Regions from separate parts of the Homo sapiens genome. Here all the other regions are linked to region 2. A link is an interaction called in ENCODE POLR2A ChIA-PET data of the cell type or tissue named here. Cell type or tissue: Panc1. All regions are shown on one strand. Links, peaks and the distances in the headings refer to the core of each region. The heading gives the core; the rest is flanking DNA.

Evidence for each region. Peaks named below come from ENCODE experiments on the same cell type or tissue, not always from the same donor. Only the 100,000 strongest peaks of a DNase experiment are listed, where the experiment ranks them.
Region 1: POLR2A ChIA-PET joins it to region 2 with 5 read pairs; 1 of 35 experiments calls an interaction of 5 or more read pairs at or near these places.
Region 3: POLR2A ChIA-PET joins it to region 2 with 6 read pairs; 2 of 35 experiments call an interaction of 5 or more read pairs at or near these places.

What each region holds. Positions count from the first base shown.
Region 1 is chr6:27,768,089-27,776,441 of GRCh38, reverse strand. No RefSeq gene overlaps it. Among named protein-coding and RNA genes, the nearest start is that of TRV-AAC1-5, 19 kb to the right of the region's middle. RefSeq lists enhancers at 4,784-5,423, 5,424-6,064. In Panc1, for the core only: CTCF peaks have their summits at 3,553 and 3,812 (motif pointing left); a DNase peak (open chromatin) is centred at 3,881; H3K4me3 peaks cover 1,134 bases; H3K27ac peaks cover 471 bases.
Region 2 is chr6:27,572,142-27,580,494 of GRCh38, reverse strand. TRK-TTT9-1 (tRNA-Lys (TTT) 9-1) reads right to left here and starts at 4,428; the gene lies at 4,356-4,428. In Panc1, for the core only: no CTCF peak of the experiment used is centred there; a DNase peak (open chromatin) is centred at 4,354; H3K4me3 peaks cover 673 bases.
Region 3 is chr6:27,519,115-27,527,467 of GRCh38, reverse strand. TRQ-CTG1-2 (tRNA-Gln (anticodon CTG) 1-2) reads right to left here and starts at 7,939; the gene lies at 7,868-7,939. It also overlaps the pseudogene HNRNPA1P1. RefSeq lists a silencer at 7,857-7,906 and an enhancer at 8,297-8,353. In Panc1, for the core only: no CTCF peak of the experiment used is centred there; no DNase peak of the experiment used is centred there.

The DNA.
Region 1 (8,353 bases), core at 1,946-5,945, 200 kb before region 2:
TAATTATTATATATCACAATGTAATAATAGAAATAAAGTGCACAATAAATGTAATGCATTTGAATCATCCTGAAACCATTCCCCTCTCCCCCAACCCCTGTCCATGGAAAAACTGTCTTCCATGAAACCAGTCCCTGGTGCCAAAAAGGTCTGGGACCGAGGCATCACAGCACTGAATTGCTGCTTACACTACAGGTGTTGCCAGAGGGCTCAGAAGGGTTTCCAGAAGCCAGTGAGACCCCAGCCCCAGCCCCAGCCAGTTTCCAGGTTCTTGACACCTTCGTAAGAAAGAATTCAGGGAGGAGTCAGAATGAAGCCAAAGGCAAGAAGCTTTTATTGCTAAGCAAAAGTACACACTTAGGGAAGTGTGGGTGAGCTCATGAGAATGAGTCGTGCCCAACAGAGTTTGAGTTTTCTATTTTTATGGGCTCTTGTAATTAGAGGGTGGACTAATCATGAGGTTTTCTGGGGGAAAGGCGAAGGTTTCATAAAATTGAGATGCCACCCATTTTTATATTAAATATGGGCGTACTCGATCTGTCAGGGCGCTGGTGGGTGTGTAATTTCGTATGGTAATTAGCATATAATTAGGTCTTGGGTAGGGCATGGGTCAAATCCAGCGCCATGTTGGACCCAGACGGTTTCAGACAGCTTAGCCACCATCCTGTTTGTTAGGGTCTTATCAGCCCAAGTTCTTTCTTGTCCTTGTAGCTAATTTTAACAGCTCCTTTTTTGCTGTTATGTGAAATTACTGCTTGATGTTTCTCCTATGACTACCCAGCATTCCTATCAAATAGAGATGAGATTTATCACCTTCCTTGTTCCCCTGGCCCTCTCACTCCACTAGCATGAACCCTTCAGTGACTCAGGTGCCTGATCTCAGCCTCTTTCAGAAAATAATCTGAGTGGAAAAACATTTTTATAGCCGCAAGCCAGGACTCCTCCCCTCCCCTCCACCAAATGCCCTATTTTCCTCTCAAAGGGGTTTAGGTCTGTGTTGCATGGGCCTTCTCTGTGGGGAAAAGCAAGAGAGATCAGATTGTTACTGTGTCTGTGTAGAAAGAAGTAGACATAGGAGACTCCATTTTGTTCTGTACTAAGACAAATTCTTCTGCCTTGAGATTCTGTTAATCTATGAACTTACTCCCAACCCCGTGCTCTCTGAAACATGTGCTGTGTCAAACTCAGGGTTAAATGGATTAAGGGCGGTGCAAGATGTGCTTTGTTAAACAGATGCTTGAAGGCAGCATGCTCGTTAAGCGTCATCACCACTCCCTAATCTCAAGTACCCAGGGACACAAACACTGCAGAAGGCCGCAGGGACCTCTGCCTAGGAAAGCCAGGTATTGTCCAAGGTTTCTCCCCATGTGATAGTCTGAAATATGGCCTCTTGGGAAGGGAAAGACCTGACCGTCCCCCAGCCCGACACCTGTAAAGGGTCTGTGCTGAGGAGGATTAGTATAAGAGGAAGGCATGCCTCTTGCAGTTGAGACAAGAGCAAGGCATCTGTCTCCTGTCCGTCCCTGGGCAATGGAATGTCTCGGTATAAAACCCGATTGTACGTTCCATCTACTGAGATAGGGAAAAACCGCGTTAGGGCTGGAGGTGGGACATGCGGGCAGCAATACTGCTTTGTAAAGCATTGAGATGTTTATGTGTATGCATATCTAAAAGCACAGCACTTAATCCTTTACCTTGTCTATGATGCAAAGACCTTTGTTCACGTGTTTGTCTGCTGACCCTCTCCCCACAATTGTCTTGTGACCCTGACACATCCCCCTCTCGGAGAAACACCCACGAATGATCAATAAATACTAAGGGAACTCAGAGGCTGGTGGGATCCTCCATATGCTGAACGCTGGTCCCCCGGGTCCCCTTATTTCTTTCTCTATACTTTGTCTCTGTGTCTTTTTCTTTTCCAAGTCTCTCGTTCCACCTTACGAGAAACACCCACAGGTGTGGAGGGGCAACCCACCCCTTCATTCTCTCTTCACTAGAAAACCAGTGAGGAAGTGGAAGGAGGAGACTGAGCACCTGCCATGTAATATGCAGTGGTGTACCTCACTTAATGTGCAGCAGGAAGAGCCGCAGACAAAACCCCTCAGACACCGAGTTAAAGAAGGAAGGGGTTTATTTGGCCTGGAGCATCGGCAAGACTTCTGTCTCAAGAACCGAGCTCCCTGAGTGAGCAATTCCTGTCCCTTTTAAGGGCTCACAACTCTAAGGGGGTCCACATGAGAGGGTCGTGATCAACTGAGCAAGCAGGGGGTGCATGTTTGGGGGCTGCATGCACCAGTAATCAGAACGGAACAGAACAGGACAGGGATTTTTACAATGCTTTTCCATACAATGTCTGGAAACTATAGATAACATAACCAGTGTTAGGTCAGGGGTTAATCTTTAACTACCAGGCCCAGGGCGTGGCGCCGGGCTGTCTGCCTGTGGATTTCATTTCTGCTTTTTAGTTTTTACTTCTTCTTTCTTTGGAGGCAGAAATCGGGCATAAGACAATATGAGGGGTGGTCTCCTCCCTCATTCGCTCACCTCATTAAAAGTGATGAGGCTGTCTTTGTCTTACAGATGAGAAGACTGAGGCATAAATCTGTGACCCTTCACCTGTATGTTTCAATTTCATGTCTATGTTTATCAGGATGCTTTTTTGTTTGTTTGTTTTTGCAGAGGGTGGGGAACAGGGTCTTGCTCTGTCACCTAGGCTGCAGTGCAGTGGCACGATCATAACTCACTATAACCTTGACCTCCTGGGCTTAAGTGATCCTCCTACCTCAGCCTCCCCAGTAACTAGGACTACAGGCCCACACCACCACACCTGGCTAATTTTTTTATTATTATTTTTTGTGGAGATGAGGTCTCGCTAGGCATGAGCCACGAGACCTATTCCTCGTTTTTGAAAGGTAAAGGATCCGACACTTTAGAAGAAAGGTAAAGGAGGAATTTTTAGAGAAACCAGTTCAAGAGAAGCTGTTAATGGTACTTACAGGAAACATAAGTGTTTGAACGACAAGGCTGGAAAAGAATTAATGCACCATGGGACAATTATCATAACGAGAGTGGTAAGGAGATGGAATGGAGAGTTGGGGGGAAGGAGAAATCAGCAGTTTCCCAGATCTGGAATTACAACAGGGCCCCAAGTTCCCATCCCACCATCAGGAAAGATACCTGGTGAGAACCTCAAATAGACCTGCTGATGTTTCTTCAACACTGCCTTGCACGTCCCTTTCCTCGTGTTCATGTGGGGACCTGCAGGTCATTAAACTACAAATCAGTCTTACCTGCTTCATGAGGAGCTTTTTCCCAAGAGACATTTAGCAAAGAGCTTGGGCGATATCCTTAGCGCTGTAGTGGTGGACAGAGCTTTCCTCCGAGCAGTCTCATGGGCAGAGCTTTCCTCCAAGCAGTCGGAGAGCTTTCCTAAGCTCCTAACAGCTCCTAAAGGAGCTGTTAAAATTAGCTACAAGGACAAGGAAGAGCTTGGGCTGATAAGACCCTAATAAACAGGATGAGGGCTAAGCTGTCTGAAACCGTCTGAGTCCAACGTGGCGCTGGATTTGACCCATGCCCTACCCAAGACCTAATTATATGCTAATTACCAAACGAAATTACACACCTTCAGAGAGCTTTCCTCTGACTGCTTGGAGGAAGCTCTGCCCACCACAAATGCAACGAGTAACCCTGGCACCCAGTTGCGTTTCCGCGGCTTGCTAAAGGCCTGCTCTCCAAGGCTGCCAGGCCTTGCTGAGTTTGCACAAAGAAACGCGGCCCGCGGTAGCAGGCGTCCGGCTTCCTGGGGCGCGCCGCCTGGTGGAGACTGCGGGGAAGGAGCCACAGGAGCTGGTAACTCGACAGCTGATTCTTGTTTGCTGAAAAGGTGCTTTGAAAAGTGACTCTCACGTTAGCCTTTGGTTGCTGCTCTTCTTACACATCACGAGTAAGGCCCTCCTCCCCTCAGCGAAGACTCTACAAATCAAGAGGCCAGGATGAGGTTGGTTAAGGATTGGTTAGTGTCTGCATGACGGGTATAGGCCAGGAGGGAGGCTGAAAATGCACTGCGGGTCTATGGTCATACCACTCTGAACGCGCCCGATCTCGTCTGAAAATGCACCGCGGGAGATTCACAACTGTCAATACGTGGGACAGGATTGTAGCCGGCAGGTTCGAACCTATGCAGACAGGCTTAATTATATTTTCATCACCTTAAGCATCCAGAGGCTGCACCACATTGTCAGCTAATCACTTCATGTTGTGTTGTCTTGCCGGTTGTATCTGTTTTAAAGCTAAGTAAATTTAGGGATGGGGGTTGTTGTGGACTGAACTGTGTCCATCAAAATTCCTGTGCCAAACCCCTAATCTCAACGTGACTGTATTTGGAGATAGGGCATTTAAGGAGGTAATTAAGGTTGAATGAGGTCAAAACGGTGAGACCCCAATCCAAAAGGATGGGAGGGGGGAGACGGAGGAAGGAGCCTACTCTAATGACCTCATTTTAATTTAATCACCCCTATAAAGACTCTGTCACCAAACATGTTCACATTCTGATATATTGGGGGTTAGAACTTCAACATACGAATTTATGGGGGGCAGGGCAGGGGTACACACAGTTTAGCCCATCACAAACGTATACACTTTAAGGATTGTTATATCTTCCTGAAGAATTGACCCTTTTATTATTATATAATGCCACTCTTTATTCCTGGTAATTTTCCTTGCTCTGAAGTCTACATTGTCTGAAATTAAAATTACTCCAAGCTTTCTTTTGACTAATGTTAGCATAATATGCCTTTTTCCATGCCCCATTACACTGTGGCTTGTGTTTCCCTAATCATGTAGCTGAAAGTCCCACAACCCAAGATCCCTCTCCAGGAATCAATGTGCAGTTCTGAAAGATATGCACGCCTCCCACTGTTCCTTCATAGTGAATGACCATAATAAACACCAGTGCAGCAGCCTAAGTTGTGTACCGTCAGGTCATCCACCTCCAGAGAAAAGAACCAAAGCCCTTAGTACATGGCACTGGCTGAGCTCCCATGCAAAAGCCACTTCCACTTTGCTAACCACACAAGTGAGCCAGCTTAAAAGTGGATTCCCCAGCTGACACCCTGTGGAGAAAAGACCAGCCGACTCTGCCCAAACTGCAAATCGGGGAGCAAAATGAAGTTATTATTGTTTTAAGCCACTATGGTCTTGGTGGTTTGTAATGCAGCAATATATAAATGGAGAAATAAAAAACAATAGTGAGAGGGCAACATTTTTTCCATCCTTTTTGGGGGTAGGGGAATTAAGTACTCAGTTTCAAATATGCTCAAGTAGAGATGTTTGAGTAGGATAATAGGATATTGCAATGCCTAACCTTGTATTTACTAAACCTATTTTTTGGATTTTCCCTTTTTGTCTCTTTAATTACCTAGCCTTGTTTCCCATATGAATAGACTCTCACTTAGCTGGGAAAGCCAGAGGAACTCCATCTGGCCCCTTGATTTACAAGACATTAAGGGGTCCTTACCCAACCCGCTTCCTCAAGCAGTTAACCTGTGTAAGCAGATCCTCAGCATTTCAAAGGAGCCCAATTAACTGACAAGGTACTGGAACAATGTATGAAGTTCCCAGGATTTTGCTCAAAAAAGATAACAACATAAAGCCTTGAGTCTGTGTCCGGCATAGCATCCATATCTAACTCTTATGAAGGATTTAGAGCCCCGCACCTGGTTCCGTTGCTTTTTTTGTAACCATTTGTCTTTTAAATTGTTTATTTCTCTGTAACTATTTGTTTTTTTTGATTCTTGCATGTTTCTACTTCTGTAGAATTATTGCATTTGAGCTCCCCTCCCCTTCCTAAACCAAGGTATAAAAATAAATCGAGCCCCTTCCTCGGGCCAGGAGAATTTTGGAGCGTCAAGCCCTCTCTTGGCCGCCGGCTTAAATAAAGGACTCTTAATTCGTCTCAAAGTGTGGTGTTTTCTCTAACTCGCTTGGGTATAACAATATAAGGAATAGCTTCAGGCAAGTTCTGCAGCTATGAGAGGAGATAGTATAAAACTGAAAGGCCAATAAGGAATTATATTGAGGTATTATATAGGAAACTGAGAGGGGCTAAAGGGCCAAGACAAACACTTGAAAAATGGCTTTTTTTTTTTTTTTTGAGACAGAGTCTCGCTCTGTCGCCCAGGCTGGAGTGCAATGGGGCTAATTTTTGTATTTTTAATACAGATGGGGTTTCACTACATTGGCTAGGCTGGTCTCAAACTCCTGACCTCGTGATCTGCCCGCCTCAGCCTCCCAAACCTGGGATTACAGGCATGAGCCACCGTGCCCAGCCCTGAAAAATGGCATCCTTTATTTTTTATTTTATTTATGTTTGTTTATTTATTTATTTATTTGAGATGGAGTATGCTGTGTCGCCCAGGCTGGAGTGCAGTGGCGCGATCTCTGCTCACTGCAAGCTCCACCTCCTGGGTTCACACCATTCTCCTGCCTCAGCCTCCCGAGTAGCTGGGACTACAGGCACCTGCTACCAGCCCTGCTAATTTTTTTTTTTTTTTCTATTTTTAGTAGAGACGAGGTTTCACCATGTTAGCCAGGATGGTCTCGATCTCCTGACCTTGTGATCCGCCCACCTCGGCCTCCCAAAGTGCTGGGATTACAGGAATGAGCCACCGCGCCTGGCCAAAAATGGCATCTTTTAAAGCTTGGGGTTGGCCTCACAGGTGGGAATTTATAAGGAGAAAAGGGTTTGGTGTTATTGATGCCACGGGAAGTGTTTTAGGAAGTGTAAATATCAAGAAGGGAAGTAAAATGAAGACCAAAGGATATCAAATGGATTCAAAAATGAGGTCATTAGCAAAAATCATCACTATGTGGACCATCAGGAATGGAGCCAGAATGTTTCCACCCGCTGCATCCTGGGCTAGAGTCTTATCAATTGCTTGAGTCAGGTGAGACAGCACATACTCACACACCACAAGTTATATAAATCAGTTTATTACTTACAGATAGGCAGAAAGAGACAACAGAAGACTAAGATTCATAACAAGCTAGTCCCCCAAGGCTTAAGAAAGTTTCTGGGGAGGATGGAGTCTCAACTGTACATTCCCCACTATACTGCAGCTAGAATCCCTGAAAGGTAGCCCACTGTGGGTTATATACCTGAGTAGCAATGGAATGCACTGGGCAAAGGTTTGAAGGACATCCTTGTAAAGGAGACAGGAACAAAGTAAGCACTGTCCAGGACAGTTCTTCCCTATCTCAGTATATTGCATTTCCAGCACATCCTACAGTATTCTGAGAACTACAGACAAGGAGAGGGGAGGAACTGGATCACTGGCAGGGCACTTCTCATCCAAGTAATGAAAGGAGTGTGGTGCATCCAAATACCAGCTCTCTATGGCTTTGTTATTTGTGGTTGTGATATTTTGCCACCTTAAACCAATTAAACTAAAACAGGGCACCTTCAGCTCCCTCCAATGTGATGGGTATCAGATCCTCACATGGTAAGCCAGGGTTGGAGTTCTGTTAGTGTACACTGTGCCATTAGAAATGCTGGCATACTTGACCACTGGCAGGACATGGAGTCACTCTGGTTGTTCACAGATTGAGGTCCAGGATGGCAATCCAACTTTTCACCAGGTTTCCCACAGCGGGCACAGCTTGAGAAAGGCTAACAAAGGCATTATGCTTCCAGGCCTCTGCTGCCATGCTCCACAGAAAGAACAAAGTGACAGATTGGTGCCTCACTCCCCATCCCCAGAACACTGCCAGCCAAACTGTGAGTAACTCAGCCCATTGGGCACTGTGACCTCCTCCACTGTCAGTGATAATGTCCCCTGTTTTCATGTTGACAGTGGCTGCAGCCCATTTTACCCCTCAAGGCTTCAGCTTTGCTGAGCTATCTGTGAACTAGCAGAAGATGTCAGAGTCTGCATCCTGTAATCATGGTCCCCATTTGGCTATGGGGATTCCTAGGTGGTGTAGGCACCATTCCACCTGCCAGAGAGCTGGCCATTTTTACTTGTAGCTTGCTTACTACCTCTTCTCCTAATCAGGCTCAGTCTTGAATATACTACTTCCATCTGATGATGCCTCTTTGCTAGGCTAACCCCGTTCTAATATCTAGGCTGCCTGTTAACCCAGGACAAGATGGGGACTTGTGGTTGGAGTACAACCTTAGTGTACTGGGTCAGCCTTTCAGTTTCCACTAAGGTCCAATAAGCTAAAAACTGCTTTTCAAAAGGGGTGTAGGGAGTGGTTAATCCAGAACCCTAAAGGCCTTTAAACCCCAGTGGCCTCTTCTTTTTGCCAAAGGCTGCAGTCTGCATCATTTCCTAACACAGAGACTTGTCAT
Region 2 (8,353 bases), core at 2,538-6,537:
CAAATTTTTTTATTTTTAGTAGAGACGGGGTTTCACCATGTTGGCCAGGCTGGTCTACAACTCCTGACCTCAGGTGATCCACCCGCCTCCGCCTCGCAAAGTGCTGGGATTACAGGTGTGACCCACCGCACTTGGCCAAATGTTTGTATGTCTTGAATGAGTGTGTGTGTCAAATAAGTCTCCGCAGAGAAGAATGTCATCAATGTAATATCACACCTGTATTTCTGGAGAAAATTGGATGCAGTTAAGATCTTGCCAGCAAAGATTATGTGCTATGGCAAGCCACATGAGATAACCCATGGTAGGGAGGTAAAGGTGTACTGTGTTCCCTCACAGATGCAGGCAAACTGAGAAGTTTTGAGGCATTGAAATAGCCACTAAACAAAACATAGTAGGCAAGTCTATGACTACAGAGTATATACCAGTTAGCAATTAGATGGAGTCAGTAATTACAATAATATTTGGTATAAGGACTTTAATGTGTGGGACCATGGAATTAAGGTTGCAATAATCTTCCATTAGGAGGCATTCATGCTTTTCAAGTTTAATAACAAGCTAACCTGGGCTGTTCAATGAGAAACTGTAGGGATAATCACCCCTTCTCTAAACAGAGCTTATACAATGGGCTCAATACTTGAAAGTCCTGTTTTAATTTATATTATACTGTATTAACTATTTTAATTGACAGGGGTAAAGGGGAGGTCCACTGGGTCCCATTTTGTCAAGTTAATTGTGACAAAGTCTTAATTATCTTATCTTAATTATTACTCATTGGCAAGGAGTGTGCATGCCTACCATGGACTATTTCAAGGCAATGTGTGCTATAAGCATAGAGAATGTAAGCAAAGCAATAGTTCTGATGGTTAAAGTGAGGCATACCTGTTTGTCTGCTATTTTACGTTTAGTAACTCCCCTAAGAGTATAAGGCAACTTGTTTAAATTTAATGGGATTCTCAGATATGGGGTACCTTGTTTTCAGTTAGTGGCATAACTGTAATTTGAGCAATATACTAGAGCTGTAGTAAGTAATTTAAGAGGAGCACTGGGTAAGAATGAATACAGGATGAGGGAAATGCAGTGCTTCCTAAAGAAGGCAAGGTGAAACAAAGACTGCAAGAAGTCTCTTTTACCCAAACATTTGTGCCTCCCCCAATAATGCCACGTGGCATAATATAAATAAAATTTTTGACAACACAGAATTTAAACCTAAGTTTTCAAATTCTACTAACAGATTAATCACCTGAACAGTCAAATATCCCATTACATGTAGCATTTTTAAAATCTCTTTTCTACCATCTGTTAATACTGATAAAGCAATTTCCACAATACTCACTTTGACAAGGCAAACGCTTACCTGAGCAGAAAAAGCCAGAGAATGTAAAATTTGGGAAGGAAGAAAAACCTGAATCTAGTGTTCCCAGGCTACAGAAAACTCATGAAATCTTAAAATTAACTTGGGTTCCATCTCCCTTTGTATAGCTTTCACCCTTACATGCTCAGAGCTATGCCTATACTCACCCTCACATCCATCTCATTCTTTGGCCAGAGGTTGCTAGTACATAATATTCAGAGAAGAAAGAAATGCAGGAGACTCGTGGGATGAAAGGGAGGGGAATGGAGGAAATGGATGAAAACAGAAGGAAAATAAATCAAGAATGAAGAATAAAATTGTACTTCTGTGTTGAGCTGAACCAATTTATGTGAATCCATAGGACTGTTTTCCTGGCAACTTATGCAAAGTCAGATTGCACAGCAGATGCATGCTGGACCTACAACACAGACCTCGATGGGTGAAACCATACTAACATTTTCAATACGGCACTTGTGGACTCCAAAATTATTCTGTTTTCCCCAACTCTGAATCCTCCAGGAGAGAAGAACAATGCAGTTTAGGTAAATCACAGCCACTGCTTTCTGTTTCCTGCCCTGTCCCATACTTGACAAAATCTAGCCTTTCATCATTTTCCATGGTTTTTATTTATTTATTTATTTAGAAACTGACATTATTGCGGGAAACATTGTGAAGTCTCTTGTTGTCTTGGTTCTTACCTCATTGCTTCCTTTTTTCTTCTGCAAAGGTGCTCAGCCATGTCTCATGCATGACTGAAGGCTGAATATGACTGTGGCAGCAAATATTACTTTTTCAACGTCTAGGTCATTCTTGCCTTTGAATGAGATGGAACTTAAGATGTGATGAAATGTATTAGAAGAGGACATGTATTAATATGGAATCTCTGATGTTCAAGGTGGTGCATTACCAAGTGATTCATTCAACTTTGCCCTTATGGATGGGAAAGGAAACACTTAAGTAGCAAATGAGAGGTAACAGAGAATGAAAGGTAGAAGAAAAGAGAAGACAAGAGGGAAAAGAAGAAGGGCCTAGGGAAAGGTGAAGGAGAGGAGAAAGGAAAAGTTAGCACTAGGATGGGTGTGCTAAAAAGGGAGAAGCACAAGAGACATGGGAGGTGGTCTTCTACGCCTGCAAAACCTTTGGAAGTGGGCAGTCATTCCACTTCCCACCCCCACCCAACCCTAAATAACCCAGGAAATCCCAACTGTGAAAGTGCAGAAAAAATGTCGAAGGGGACAACAGATTTAAATCCTCTGTCTTGTAAGTTATAACTTTCATTCTTCTTTCCCTATCTTTTATTTTTATTTATTTATTTATTTGAGGCTGAGTCTCACTCTGTCACCTAGGTTGGAGTCCAGTGGCGTGATCTTGGCTGACTGCAACCTCCACCTCCCAGGTTCAAGCAATTCTCCTGCCTCAGCCTCCTGAGTAGCTAGGACTACAGGCGCGTGCCACGACGCCCAGCTAATTTTTGCATTTTTAGTAGAGATGGGGCTTCACCGTGTTGGCCAGGCTGGTCTTGAACTCCTGACCCCAAGTGATCCGCCCACCTCGGGCTCCCAAAGTGCTGGGATTACAGGGGTGAGCCACCGCACCCGGCCTCTTTCTGTATCTTTTAATTCCTCTGAAGAGGAAACCTTGTTCACTCCAGTCATTACTAAATTGGACACATCTCCTCAAGTTCAGGAAGAAACATGAGTCCCCAGGTGATTGAGACACGCTTTGGGAGACCCTGAAAGTCTTTGAAAGCATGAATTCCTCTCACTCTTCTTTTTCTTTTCTTTTTTCTTTTTTCTCTTTTTTTTTTTTTTTTTTGAGACGGAGTCTCGCTCTGTCACCCAGGCTGGAGTGCAGTGGCGCGATCTCGGCTCACTGCAAGCTCCGCCTCCCGGGTTCACGCCATTCTCCTGCCTCAGCTTCCCAAGTAGCTGGGACTACAAGCGCGCGCCACCACGCTCGGCTATTTTTTTTTTTTTTTTTTTTTTTTGGTATTTTTATTAGAGACGGGGTTTCACCGTGTTAGCCAGGATGGTCTCGATCTCCTGACCTCGTGATCCGCCCACCTCGGCCTCCCAAAGTGCTGGGATTACAGGCGTGAGCCACCGCGCCCGGCCGCTCTCACTCTTCTTACAGATCTCATCCTTTGACCAGCTGAATTAGGACCTAAGAGAGAGCTGGAGGTTCAGTCTGGGGAACAGCAGACTTTTGACCTTTCAATACCTGTTTCTGCTAAAAGAATACTTTATTTTTATGTCAGGTGCATCCAGGGACTGACGATTCCTGCTGCCCTGCCTACTGAAGGATTTCTGAGGTCCACTTTGAAGGCGGGAAAACTTCCACAACTTTTCAAATACAGGGTTTCTCTGATAGAAATCTCGTTAGCTCTACTCCTCTTCTCCAGGGTACATATGACTTAGTGAAAATGAAGGAACCAGTGATAAAGAATATGCACTTACTATGCTCACAGTATAAACCGGGTAAAAACCTTGACTTTTTGTCCAAAACCCATTTCAAGTCTTATAAAAATCTATAGAGCTGTACACAGAAAAAATGCACAAAAGCCCATTTCTGGGTTTTTTTTTTTTTAATAGATTATATCTTAAAGTGAGGACAGTAGTTTTGTAACGAAAGCGCAAAATGGATGACTAACAATTTCGAAGTCTGTCTGGATTTTAGTTTATAAGTGTTTCTTGCAGGGTTTTGTGTACTACCAACTCTCAGAGTCTACATGCTACTAGGGTCCTCCCAAACTGCAACACCCTCTAGAATGAGGTTGTTATCCCCCACCAGGTAAGGGAATTTGAAAGTGGCTGTCCAATAACTCCAGTGCAAGTTACTTGTTATCTTTACCATAATCCTAGATTTGCTTACAAATATGTGATTTAGTTAGTCTCTGGAGGGTATAAGTAAGTAAAGCTAGTAAAGTGTACGGCTGTTTTGCCGCATGTGGCAGAAGTTTTCTGTTTTGACTTCTCTATGTGGCAGAAGTCAAAACTACACTCAACGCCTGGACAGGGACTTGAACCCTAGACCCTCAGATTAAAAGTCTGATGTTCTACCTACTGAGCTACCCAGGTTCTTTTGCGAAAACTTTGTTCATTCTTTAAATAATGTAATCCCATCAGTAATTGGATCGCCAAGAAAAGCTGCAGGAAATCCATGGTTTCAGAAACTACCAGGGTTGTGGCTCAATCACCTAAGCCATTTTAGCACCAAGCAGATAATTTAACCTCCACACTGTACTTTCATTAAACAGCCTATTAATGTGCACAATTGCAGGGAGAATGAAGATTATTCCTATATTGCCAAAGGGAGTTCGTTGCTCTGGGCAGAGGGATCCTTGGAGACCGAATTTGCAGGCTCCCTTGCCATCTTGGAGAGAGGAACCAGGAGGAGGAGACCGTTTTAAGGAACGATTGGCCTAATTGAGGAGAATGCTCGAGAGAATTAAAAAATGTGGAAAGAAGATGAAGGTTCTCTGTTGCCCCATTTGGTATTTTTCCCACACTTTCAGAAATGGAATGTCTAGGTTCTTCAGAGCTAGGAGGAAATAAAAATACAAGTCCTCCTCTAATTTTCTCTTCGCATTTTGTCTGGAGCCCCAACTCATTCAAAGACAAGAATGGCCTGAGAGTTCAGGAAATAGTGCTCATGGTTCGTTCAGTATTCATTAATTCGTGAGACACTTTGAGCACCTGTAAAGAGGGACCATGGGGACAGAAACCCCACAGCAAATGTGGCAGAAGAGGAAGACAGGAAGAGAGTTGTTCCATGAGGAGCTGTGCCAGACCTGGGACTGCCTAACCCAGGACTATTTATTTTTGAATCAGTAATTCTATTATTTAAAACATTAGGCCGGGCTCAGTGGCTCACGCCTGTAACCCCAGCACTTTGGGAGGCTGAGATGGGTGGATCACTTGAAGTCAGGAGTTTGAAACCAGCCTGGCCAACATGGCGAAACCCGGTTTCTAATTAAAAAAAAAAAAAAAATTAGCTGGTCTTGGTGGTGGGCACCTGTAATCTCAGTTACTCGGGAGGGTGACGCAGGAGAATCGCTTGAACCCAGGAGGCAGAGGTTGTAGTGAGCCAAGATCGCACCATTGCCCTCCAGCCTGGGCGACAGAGCGAGACTCCATCTCAATAAACAAATAAATAAGCTTTTCTTTTCTCTTTTCTTTTCTTTTTCTTTTTTTTTTTTTTTTTTTTTTTTTGAGACGGAGTCTTGCTCTGTCGCCTGGGCCGGAGTGCAGTAAAGCCATCTCAGCTCATTGCAAGCTCCGCTTCCTGGCCTCCTGGGTTCAGGCCATTCTCCTGCCTCGCCCTCCCAAGTAGCTGAACCTACAGGCGCCCGCACCACTCCCGGATAATTTTTTGTATTTTTTGAAGTAGTGGGCAGAAGGGGAGGCTGAGGTAGGAGAATGGCGTGAGCCCGGGAGGCAGAGCTTGCAGTGAGCCTAGATCGCGCCACTGCACTCCAGCCTGGGCGAGAGAACAAGACTCCATCTCAACAACAACAACAAAAAATTACCCCCACTTCCTGACAGTATCCAAAGCATGGCAAAGCCCTACTTTCTTAAACCCTCTCCCAAATCACCCCGCCAAAGTCTAAATTTTATAATTTTTTTTCTAACACCCTATTAGTGAGACACCCGTGGTTTCCACGGTGTGTGTTCTCCCTCACTGCAACATGTAATAAACCCAACTTGTTCAACTCCAGGTGTATCCCTGGAGGCCTTTGATGAGAGTGCGTTGGCACCAATTAGTTTGATGTATTTGTCTGTCTCCCTCCACTGCTCTACTTCTGTATCTTTGGTACCAATTACAGAATCAGAACCTGGCTATGCATTCAACAAATATTTGTGAAATGAAAGAATGAATGAATGAATGAACAAATCAATAAATTCAGCTTTGCCCACAGGAAAGCAAAAGGCTACATTCCTGAGCAGGGCAGGCCAAGAAAGCAGCAAATCTTGCCATATGCCTGGCTTCCAGAAAGGTTGGGTTAGCGCAGCTGGAATAAAGCAGGCTATCATTAGAACATTGCCCTTCTTTCAGCTCTTTTTGGACCAGTGTGGTTTAGAAATCCTTTCCCTCTTTCTTCTTTCCTCTGTCCTTTCAATAAAAATTACATATTTACAAATTTCTACATGGAATAATAGTAATAGCTCAGTCTTAAAATCTAGGTCTTAAAATATAGATAAGGAGAGGACTATAAGTTCCTATTTTCAGTCCTTTAACTTCTCTGTGAGAGTAAGTGGCAGGCATTTTGAGAATTCTTCCATAATTCTGCATGTCTTACCGTCTCCATTGTCCTCACCAGACCTTCTTCTTTTTCTTCACCTGCTGGCCTTTTTCTTTCCTTCCTCACATACCTTCTCCCCATCACTTTACTCTACCGGCCTAGTGGTATGGTGGGTGAAGTAAAGAGATCGATGTGATATATTCTAAGATAAGAGAGATGTGAGAGGCAGAAGAACAAGAACAGTGGTTCTCAACTAGGAGTGATTTTGCCAAAGTCTAGAGACATTTCCAGTTGTCACACTGAGGAAGGGTGCTACTTGCATCTAATGATTAGTTATCAGGGATGCTGCTAAACATTCTACAGCGCATGGGACAGCATCTGCAACCAACTCAGAATTATCTAGCCTAAAATGTCAATAGTGCTGAGACTGGGAAACCCTGGATTAGGAAGAACCTCTCTCTTTGTTTTATAATCACTATTGAGTAATAAGTCATTTATTTGTTTCCTTTGCTATTGCAACAAATTACCACAAACTTGGTAACTTAACACAAATTTATTCTCATACAGTCAGAAGTCCAAGATCAAGCAGGATTTTGTTCCTCCTGGAGGCTTCAAAAGAGAATCTGTTTCCTTGCCTTTTCCAGCTCTTAGCGGCCACCTGTATCCCTTGATTCAAGGCCCAGTCCTCCATTTTCTTTTTTCTTTCTTTCTTTCTTTCCTTTTTTTTTTTTGAGACAGAGTCTCACACTGCCGCCCAGGCTGGAGTGCAATGGTGTGATCTCGGCTCATTGCAACCTCTGCCTCCCAGGTTCAAGTGATTCTCCTTGCCTCAGCCTCCCAAGTAGCTGGGATTACAGGTGCCTGCCACCACGCCCAGCTAATTTTTTTGTATTTTTAGTAGAGATGGGGTTTCACCATGTTGGCCAGGCTGGTCTCAAACTCCTGACCTCGTAATCTGCCTGCCATGCCTTCCCAAAGTGCTGGGATTACAGGTGTGAGCCACCGTGCCAGGCTAGTCCTCCATTTTCAAAGCCCATACATCACTCTATCCTCTGGTTGCATCGTCACATATTCTTTTTCTCTCTCTCTCACTCTTGACTTCCCTTTTATTATATTGGGCCCAACTGGATCATCCAGGATACTTTTCTCATCTCAAGATCCTAAACTTAATTACTTTGCAAAATCTCTTTTGCCATGTAAGGTAACGTATTCACAGGTTTCTGGGATTAGCATGTGGACATCTGTGAGGGGCCACTATTCAGCCTATCACAAATGGTTTCCTGACTTAAGGTGAAAGAAGTTCATGCACTGGTCATTTTTCATACTAGTATTTATTAGCTTTCAGAGGCTTTCATTTCCCAAGAAAGACAATATAAATATTATAAGCAACAATTGGCAGTCGGGTATCTAATTTTACCTATTTTGTGTGTGGTTGGTGATCTGGTGGTGTTTTGTTTGCTTAGTTTTGCCTGCTTAATTAAATTTGTTTGTTTCTCAGATAGAATACCCAGAATATTACTTTGAAACAATGTAGAGAAGTAATACCATGAGAACTTTGAGTCAAATATCAGGAGTTTGAATTCAAGTCCCCCAAACGAACTCCTCTAAAAGGTAAAATATTCTTGTTCCTAGAAATGTTATCAAATTCCAGTAGCTGACAATTTCAACTATTCCTGCCCTACTTCATATTACCCTAGTCCAACATGATCTATGTTATGAGTCAGCCAATGTTTTCTGTAAAAAGATCAGATGGGTCAAGA
Region 3 (8,353 bases), core at 2,261-6,260, 53 kb after region 2:
AATCCTACTTTCTTCCTTCTCTAATTTTGCCCATGCCAGACCCACATCATGGTCTGAAATCTCTTACTGCATTCATCTTTCCTTCTCCTCTTTGTTTATTGTTATGGGCATTATTGTCAATAACCCCTTGCACTTGTAATGCATCTTAGTGTTTGCTTTCCAGCGATCCCAAACTTTCACAGCTGGTATCAGAAGAGGTCTGTGAAAGCAGATGGTAAAATGTGATTTGACAACTATATTACTCACTGCCAAGCTGGCAAGGAGGACCCCAGCTTGAGTGGTATGAGTGCTCAAGGAGTCTCTGAAACAAAGTGACATATAATTGCTAAAAATTTCTGGTTTTTATATGAGTTCTTGAGATAGATGTTTTAAAAATCTCTATGGTGCGGATGACGTTGTAAAATGTTTGTGTGATGATTCATGTGTTTTTAAGTTGAAAACATGGGTGACAAGCCATACAATAATGATTATCTGGCTATGTAAGCAGAGGGGGCTTAACCTACAGAGCTGTGAAGATAGTTAATACAGCATAGTGTCCCTAAGGGTAGAAAAGGCAGGCCGGGCAGGGTGGCTCACACCTGTAATCCTAGCACTATGAGAGGCCGAGGCGGGTGGATCACGAGGTCAGGAGTTCAAGACCAGCCTGACCAACATGGTGAAACCCTGTCTCTACTAAAAATACTAAAATTAGCCGGGCGTGGTGTCCTGCACCTGTAATCCCAGCTACTCAGGAGGCTGAGGCAGGAGAATCACTTGAACCTGGGAGGGGGAGGTTGCAGTGAGCCGAGATCGTACCACTGCACTCCAGCCTGGGTGACAGAGCGAGTCTCTGTCTAAAAAAAAAAAAAGAAAAGAAAAGGCAGTGAATGTTTGTGCTGCATAATACACAAAATCAAAATAAGCAAGGGCAAATGAACAGGAGGCTGAGAACACTTCCCTAATATAAAATAATCTTTTAGGCCGGGCGCGGTGGCTCACGCCTGTAATCCCAGCACTTTGAGAGGCCGAGACGGGCGGATCACGAGGTCAGGAGATCGAGATCATCCTGGCTAGCACGGTGAAATCCCGTCTCTACTAAAAACACAAAAAAATTAGCCGAGCGTGTTGGTGGGCGCCTGTAGTCCAGTTACTTGGGAGGCTGAGGCAGGAGAATGGCGTGAAGCCGGGAGGCGGAGCTTGCAGTGAGCCGAGATCGCACCACTGCACTCCAGCCTGGGCTACAGAGCGAGACTCCATCTCAAAATAATAAGAATAAGAATAAGAATAAGAATAAGAAAGAATAAGTCTTTCCGGGCGCAGTGGCTCACGCCTGTAATCCCAGCACTTTGGGAGGCCGAGGCAGGCGGATCACCTGAGGTCAGGAGTTTGAGGCTAACCTGATCAACATGAAGAAACCCTGTCTCTACTAAAAATACAAAATTAGGCCGGCGTGGTGGCATATGCCTGTAATCCCAGCTACTCGGGAGGCTGAGACAGGAGAATCGCTTCAACCCAGGAGGCGGAGGTTGCGGTGAGCTGAGATCATGCCATTGCACTCCAGCCTGAGCAACAAGAGCGAAACTCCGTCTCAAACTAATAATAATAATAATAATAATAATTATAATAATAATAATAATCTTTTAATGAGTTATTGGACCAAAGCCTGACTCCCCTTTTTTTTTTTTTTTTTTTTTTGAGACACTGTCTCGCTCCGTTGCCCAGGTTGGAGTGCAGTGGCGCGATCTTGGTTCACTGCAAGCTCCGCCTCCCGGGCTCACGCCATTCTCCTCCCTCAGCCTCCAGAGTAGCCGGGGCTACAGGCGCCCGCCAACACGCCCGGCTAATTTTTTGTATTTTTAGTAGAGACGGGGTTTCACCGAGTTAGCCGAGTTAGCCAGGATGGTCTCTATTTCCTGACCTCGTGATCCGCCCACCTCGGCCTCCCAAAGTGCTGGGATTACAGGCGTGAGCCACCGCGCCCGGCCGAAGCCTGACTCTACTTCTAAAAGTTTTACATTTTTAAAATTTTTGTTTTGTGACTTGTTATTTTTTTTTAGCTAATTTTGTGTGTTCAGTGGAGTTACAAACTCCATTTCTACGGACTTCTGCTCTTGGGAAGCTGGAAGAGGAAAAAAAAAAAAAAAACAACTGTCGTCCAAACCTTCACACACAACAGCAAAGGCAAAGTGGGGAATCTAGACTTCCATCAAGCTGTAACAAGGTGCATTCCCTCTACCTCCAACACACACACACACACACACACACACACACACACACACACACACACACACTTCTCGAAGAAAGCAGAACAGGGAGCTGAGACTTTCATTGCCCCAGGCTGTAAAGAACCCCCTACCCCCATCCCAGAATGAAAGTCAAATAGCCAGATATCTACTTCCATGTTATTTCTGGAATCCTTGAGCCTAATTTTTTTTTTTTTTTTGAGTTGGAGTCTCACTCTGTCGCCCAGGCTGGAGCGCAATGACAAGATCTCTCCTCACTGTAACCTCTGCCTTCTGGGTTCAAGCAATTCTCCTGCCTCAGCCTTCTAAAGTGCTGGAATTACAAATGTGAGCCGCCGCGCCTGGCCCGGTGAACTCTTTTAATGGTGAACTTCAAGTCACAACAGTAACTATCAGTTCAACTACACCAAGGTTACTGAAGATAATGGCTTCTCCACCCAAGCAGGTCATATACAAATTCCAAATAGAATGTGGCATCACCCTGAAGGAATTCCCTTCACAATGTTGGGGAAATTTACCAAGATGGCTTCAGAGTAGACTAACTTTACATAGCACATTTTTCAAAGAGACACATTTATTCAGAGTCATGATTAGACTATTACATTTGGCATCCAACAGCCTAGGTGCAAAAAAAAAAAAACACACTATATTAAAACCCTTTGTTGAAATGATTTATACTTTCCTCAGAACAGAAACTAAAATAACCTATTATACAATTAGTCATAAATACAGTCCTCAAGTTTTTTGCCCATATACATGAGTATTTGTCTAATACATGTCTTCTTTGTAGCAGTTAGGCCCTTCCACCACTGGGCTTGGCTGAGTTCACAAATCGGTTGTAATCTGCAGCTTCCCTGTCACTTCTTTGACTCTCCTTTCCTGGTAAGCTTTGTTTCCTGGCAGTAATTAAAATCTTCTACCACTGCCGTAACTACTGCTGCTACGGAACTGCCATAGCCACCTTGGTTTCATGGTTTGGCAAAGTATTGGCTTCCACCACCATAGGGACCAGAGCTTCTGCCTCCAAAGTTTCCTCCCTTTATGGGTCCAAAATTTGAAGACCGATCGTTGTAATTGCCAAAATCATTGTAGCTTCCACCACCTCCAAAATTGCTTCCATCATTATCAAATCTGTTATAGCCATTCCCACTGCCACCCTATCTACCACCACCACTTCTGCCACCAAAGCCAGCACAACCACTGAAGTTTCCTCCACGACCGAAGTTGTCATTCTCACCAAAACCACCTCCAACGCCACCACCAAAGTTTCCAGAACCACTTCGATCTCTTTGGCTGGATGAAGCACTAAACATCTTTTGCTTTGACAGAGCACTCCTAAAGTCACAGTTGTGGCCATTCACAGTGTGGTATTTCTGAATGACAATCCTTTCCATGGAGTCATGGTCATCAAAAGTTACAAGGCAAAGCCCCTGTTCTTGCCACTGCCTCGGTCAGTCATGATCTCAATCACTTCAATTTTTCCATACTGTTCAATATAATCTCTTAGTTTATGTTCTTCAGTTCTTCTTTAACATCTTTATCACAGTTAAGTGGGCACCTGGTCTTTGAGAATCTTCTCTTGAAACAGCTGTCTTTGGTTCCACAAATCTTCCATCCACCTTGTGCGGCCTTGCATTCATGGCTGTATCCACCTTTTCCATACCGGCATATGTGACAAACCCAAAGCCCCTGGAGTGCTTGGTGTTTGGATCTTTCTTTACTACACAGTCCGTGAGCGTTCCCTATTGCTCAAAATGGCTCCTCAGGCTCTCATCAGTTGTTTCAAAGCTCAACCCTCCTGGCCAGGTGCAGTGGCTCATGCCTGTAATCCTAGCACTCTGGGAGGCCAACCTGGACAACATAGTGAAACCACGTCTGTACTACACACACACAGACACACACACACACACACACACACTTAGCCAGGCGTGGTGGTGCCCGCCTGTAGTCCCAGCTACTTGGGAGGCTGAGGCAGGAGAATCACTTGAACTCAGGAGGCGGAGGTTGCAGCGATCCCAGATTGCGCCACTGCACTCCTCCAGCTTGGCGACAGAAAGAGACTCGTCTCAAAAAAAACAAAAACAAAACCGAAAAAAACAAAATTCAACCCTCCAATGACAATGAAAAGCTTCAGCAGCTGTTCGGGCTCTTTAGGAGACGCTGACTTAGATATGATGGCAGTGGGAAGAAGGGCGTTTAACAGTGCTTCCTCAGCAGTGTCCACAGGCGGAAAAGGCCAGGTTTACTTTTAGTATCTGAATAGTATAGTTGTCTTATTTTATTTATTTATTTTTTAGTACTGTTATTGTTTAGTACAAGAATAAGAATTTTAGCTATTAAGCATAGAGTGAAAATCTTGTGAGCTTTGTTAAGATACTGTCAATCATTGAAATATGAATGGATTTTTACTATTTTAGGGATAAAATGCTTCAATAATTAATAATTTGTGAAAAACTTTATATTTTATGTAATATTAAGAATTAATAAAATTGAAATTAATATAAGGAAGTTAATATAAATATAAGAGTTCTTTAGATTGCTGTATAGGAAGAACATCACATACTTTTATTCTCAACAAATATTATAAATATTTACATTAGAATAAAATGAAGAATAATAAAGTTGTAATTATATCTTAATTCTTCATTTCTAGAATATTTAAAAATACCTTCAAAAACTATTTTCTATATTAGCCTTGAGTCTTTAAACAAAAGTTCTATTTGACAATTTTTTTCATTTTGTCAAAATAACTTAAAAGCAAAATGTCTATTTTGTCACATTAAACTTTCACAAGGGGGAAACGTTCCAAAATTTTGTATTATATCATGACAAATCTTTGTTTATGCAAGTATAACAAAGTCTTTGAAGAAAAGAGGAGATGTTTAGAAGCAATGAAGTCCATCTAAGTTAAAAGTGGGCATCTATTTTTTGGCCCAGCTGTGCTGTAGGGTGACTGAAGAAAAATCTAGTAAATGATATCAATACACAATAATATCAACCTTTGAAATTTTGACTAGTAAAGTTTTGATTATAATACAGTTCTTATAGTAATATATTAATATAAAATATAATACATTAAATATAATGCTAATAATAATTAGTTTTTCAATAAAATTCTTAAATTTTTACATCCTGGCATTTTATTCACAGCAAAGAGGCACTACTGCGTAGCTTTGGCCATGCCCTCAGACAAGTACTAATTTCATAGTCATTCGTTCAGCATTTGCATGAATTATAACTTCAGTAAACAGTTCTAAAAATTATCTTTTATTATGATAAATGACTCCAGTATAATTTGATCCTTATTACAACATCCCATTTTGTGTATTATTGTTATTCATCATTTTAGTTCCATTTTGTTTCTACATCTCAAAATTTAGTAATTATTAACTAATATTTTAACAGATTATTTAACAAATATTAGTTTTGTAGAGACAGGGACTCACCATCTTGCTCAGGCTGGTCACCAACTCCTGGCCTTAAGTGATCCACCCACCTCACCCTCTGAAACTGTGGAAACTACAGGCATGAACCACTGTGCCCGGCCTATTTTAACAGATTCTGTGGCTGAATCATAATGAAAGAGAAAATTGATGGAAAAAGAAAAGTTTAGGAAGAAAAGAAATTATAGATAATCATATTGATGAACATAGTGGTCTAATATGCCTAAGACTTCATATGACTAGGGAGAATTCTCTACCAATGAACTGTGCATCCTCAATGGTTCTGTGATAACTAAATTCCTGCTATGGACTGAATGGACTCAAATGCATATGTGGAAGCCTCTCTCTCTCTGTTTCTCTCTCTCTCTCTCTGTCCCCCCAGTATGTGAGGATAGAGCAAGAGGACAGTAGGCTGCAAATCAAGAAGGGAGGGCTCACCAGACATTGAATCAGCTGGAACCTTGATTTTGGGTTTCCCAGCCTTCAGAATTGTGAGAAATAAATGTTTGTTGTTTAAGTCAACAAACATTATATAGTTATAGTAGTCCAAACTGTCTAAAACAATTTCTTAGGCTTCTATGTAGCTAGGATGGCACGCATGTGCCCTAAGTTTTCCAATCAGATGTATTTCTTCTTTCAGAAGAAACATGTATATAAACAAGGGAGAAAAACTCCAAAATTATGTATTTTATCATGATGCATCTTTATGCAAGTATAATAAAGTCTATGAAGAAATGTTTAGAAGCAAATTAGGTCCATCTAAATTAAAGGTAAGCATCTATTTTCTTGCAACATTTGCCTTGGTAAGGGTAATGAATAGATATCTGCTAAATGCAGGTAGATATTTAAGCTTTTAGAGGCAGTGGTGGCATAAGGCCTAGCAAAGGCATTCCATGCTGGGGAACATAATGCTGCTAGCAGTTAACACTAGAAAATGCATGAGGAATCAGAAGGAATGGGTAGTACAATATAAAAGGGCAAATAATCATTATGTGTGGAAGCATTTGGAAAATGAAAATGACAATTCAAAGTTATAAATTCTCCATTAAATGTATGGTTGCAGAATCAGGAATTTCCTCTGCAGTAAAATAATTTTTAATTTTTGTGACCCAAGAATTGCCATAATTCAAAATCAAATTTATATTATAAACATCTCTTGGTTTCCCATTAATGGAAAGATGAATGAATGAGCTGTGGCATGTTCATATTACACAGCAGCTAACATGAAATCAATGAATGAATGGTAGCTACATACAACAAAAGAGATGATTAATTTTAGCAATATAAGATTAAATGAAAAAAGATTATAACATATAGCCTGATACCCTGTATCCACAATTAAAAGACACAATTTTATAAATACTAATAGATAAAATCAAACTAAGGAAAGCACTTTGGCCTTAATTCTTCAGAGACCCAGTAACTTCTTTGTCTTTCCTTAAGTTGTGACAAATCCAAACATTTACCAGAAAATAAACTAACTTGCAACAAGAGACATTTAGTTTTATGAAGACAAAATAATCACAGAGGCATCCTAGGATACAATTTTAAAGCTCTATCATTCTATGGGACGTATTCAGCATTGACAGCAATTCTGTGTGGCGGGTTAATGTCACAGAAATGACCAACAGAGCACTTAGAAGGTGTATCTGGATATTTACTTACCGTGTTGACAGTGATTGAAGTTACCATGTGAGGATCCAATAGTGTTCAAATACCTAAGAGAGTTTAAGCAATTTTTATTTAAAGTACAGATTTATTTTCACTAATCCTTGTTTCTCAGTGGCAAATGAAACACCTATAAATTCTAGTGATTGCACCTAAAAGGCATTATAAAGCCTCATTCTCTTGGGAAAAAGATACATACAAGAATATTTCTTTTCCCTCAAATCTGTTGAGTCCTTTTTGTCCTCTGAAGTGAATTAACTGCATTTCATAAAGCAATAAATCAAGTAAAAAGTTTAACTCAACTCGAATTATTTTGGGTATTAGAATATCTGTTAGGTGGTGGTGAGGAGGGTAGTAAAATGAAGGAGGTATGAGGGTCTCCTGCTCTGAACATAGAGCAGAGAGTCAGTGGGCCCCGTACAGAGTCCGCGTCATACTTTGGGTTCACATGAACTGGAGATTCCTGCCAATCATATCTAAGAGGGAAATTTATTTTAGAAAGAAAAAAATAGTGAGGAAGCAAGAAGAAACGACAGGTTCCACCGAGATTTGAACTCGGATCGCTGGATTCAGAGTCCAGAGTGCTAACCATTACACCATGGAACCTCGCAATAGCTCGTGTTTTTAACAGGCCTTCCTGAAGGAATATATCTTCATTTCCGAACTCAAGCTGTCTTCCCTTTAAGAACCTAAGTTTCTACCCTAATGTTCGTTATCTGCCGCCATCACACAAGTTCCCTTTTCGTTTCTCACAGGGCTCTTCGTGCAAGATCCAAGAGCAAATCTGTTTCCAGGGGCAGATAAGGTAAGTCCGTGCCTCCCCTGGACTCTTAGCAACAGCCTGCGGGGCTCCCCAGCCTCGGTTCTGCGGCCCTAAGCCGGGCTGCCCCGATACAGGGGGAGAGGGCACCAACCTAGCCGCGCTGACAGATTGCGTTGTTGGAAGAACCGCGAGGCTCGCCGCCTCCCGAGCGTTTGTCCGGCGTTCTTTGCTCCTAACGCTAGGAACACTTTTGAAAG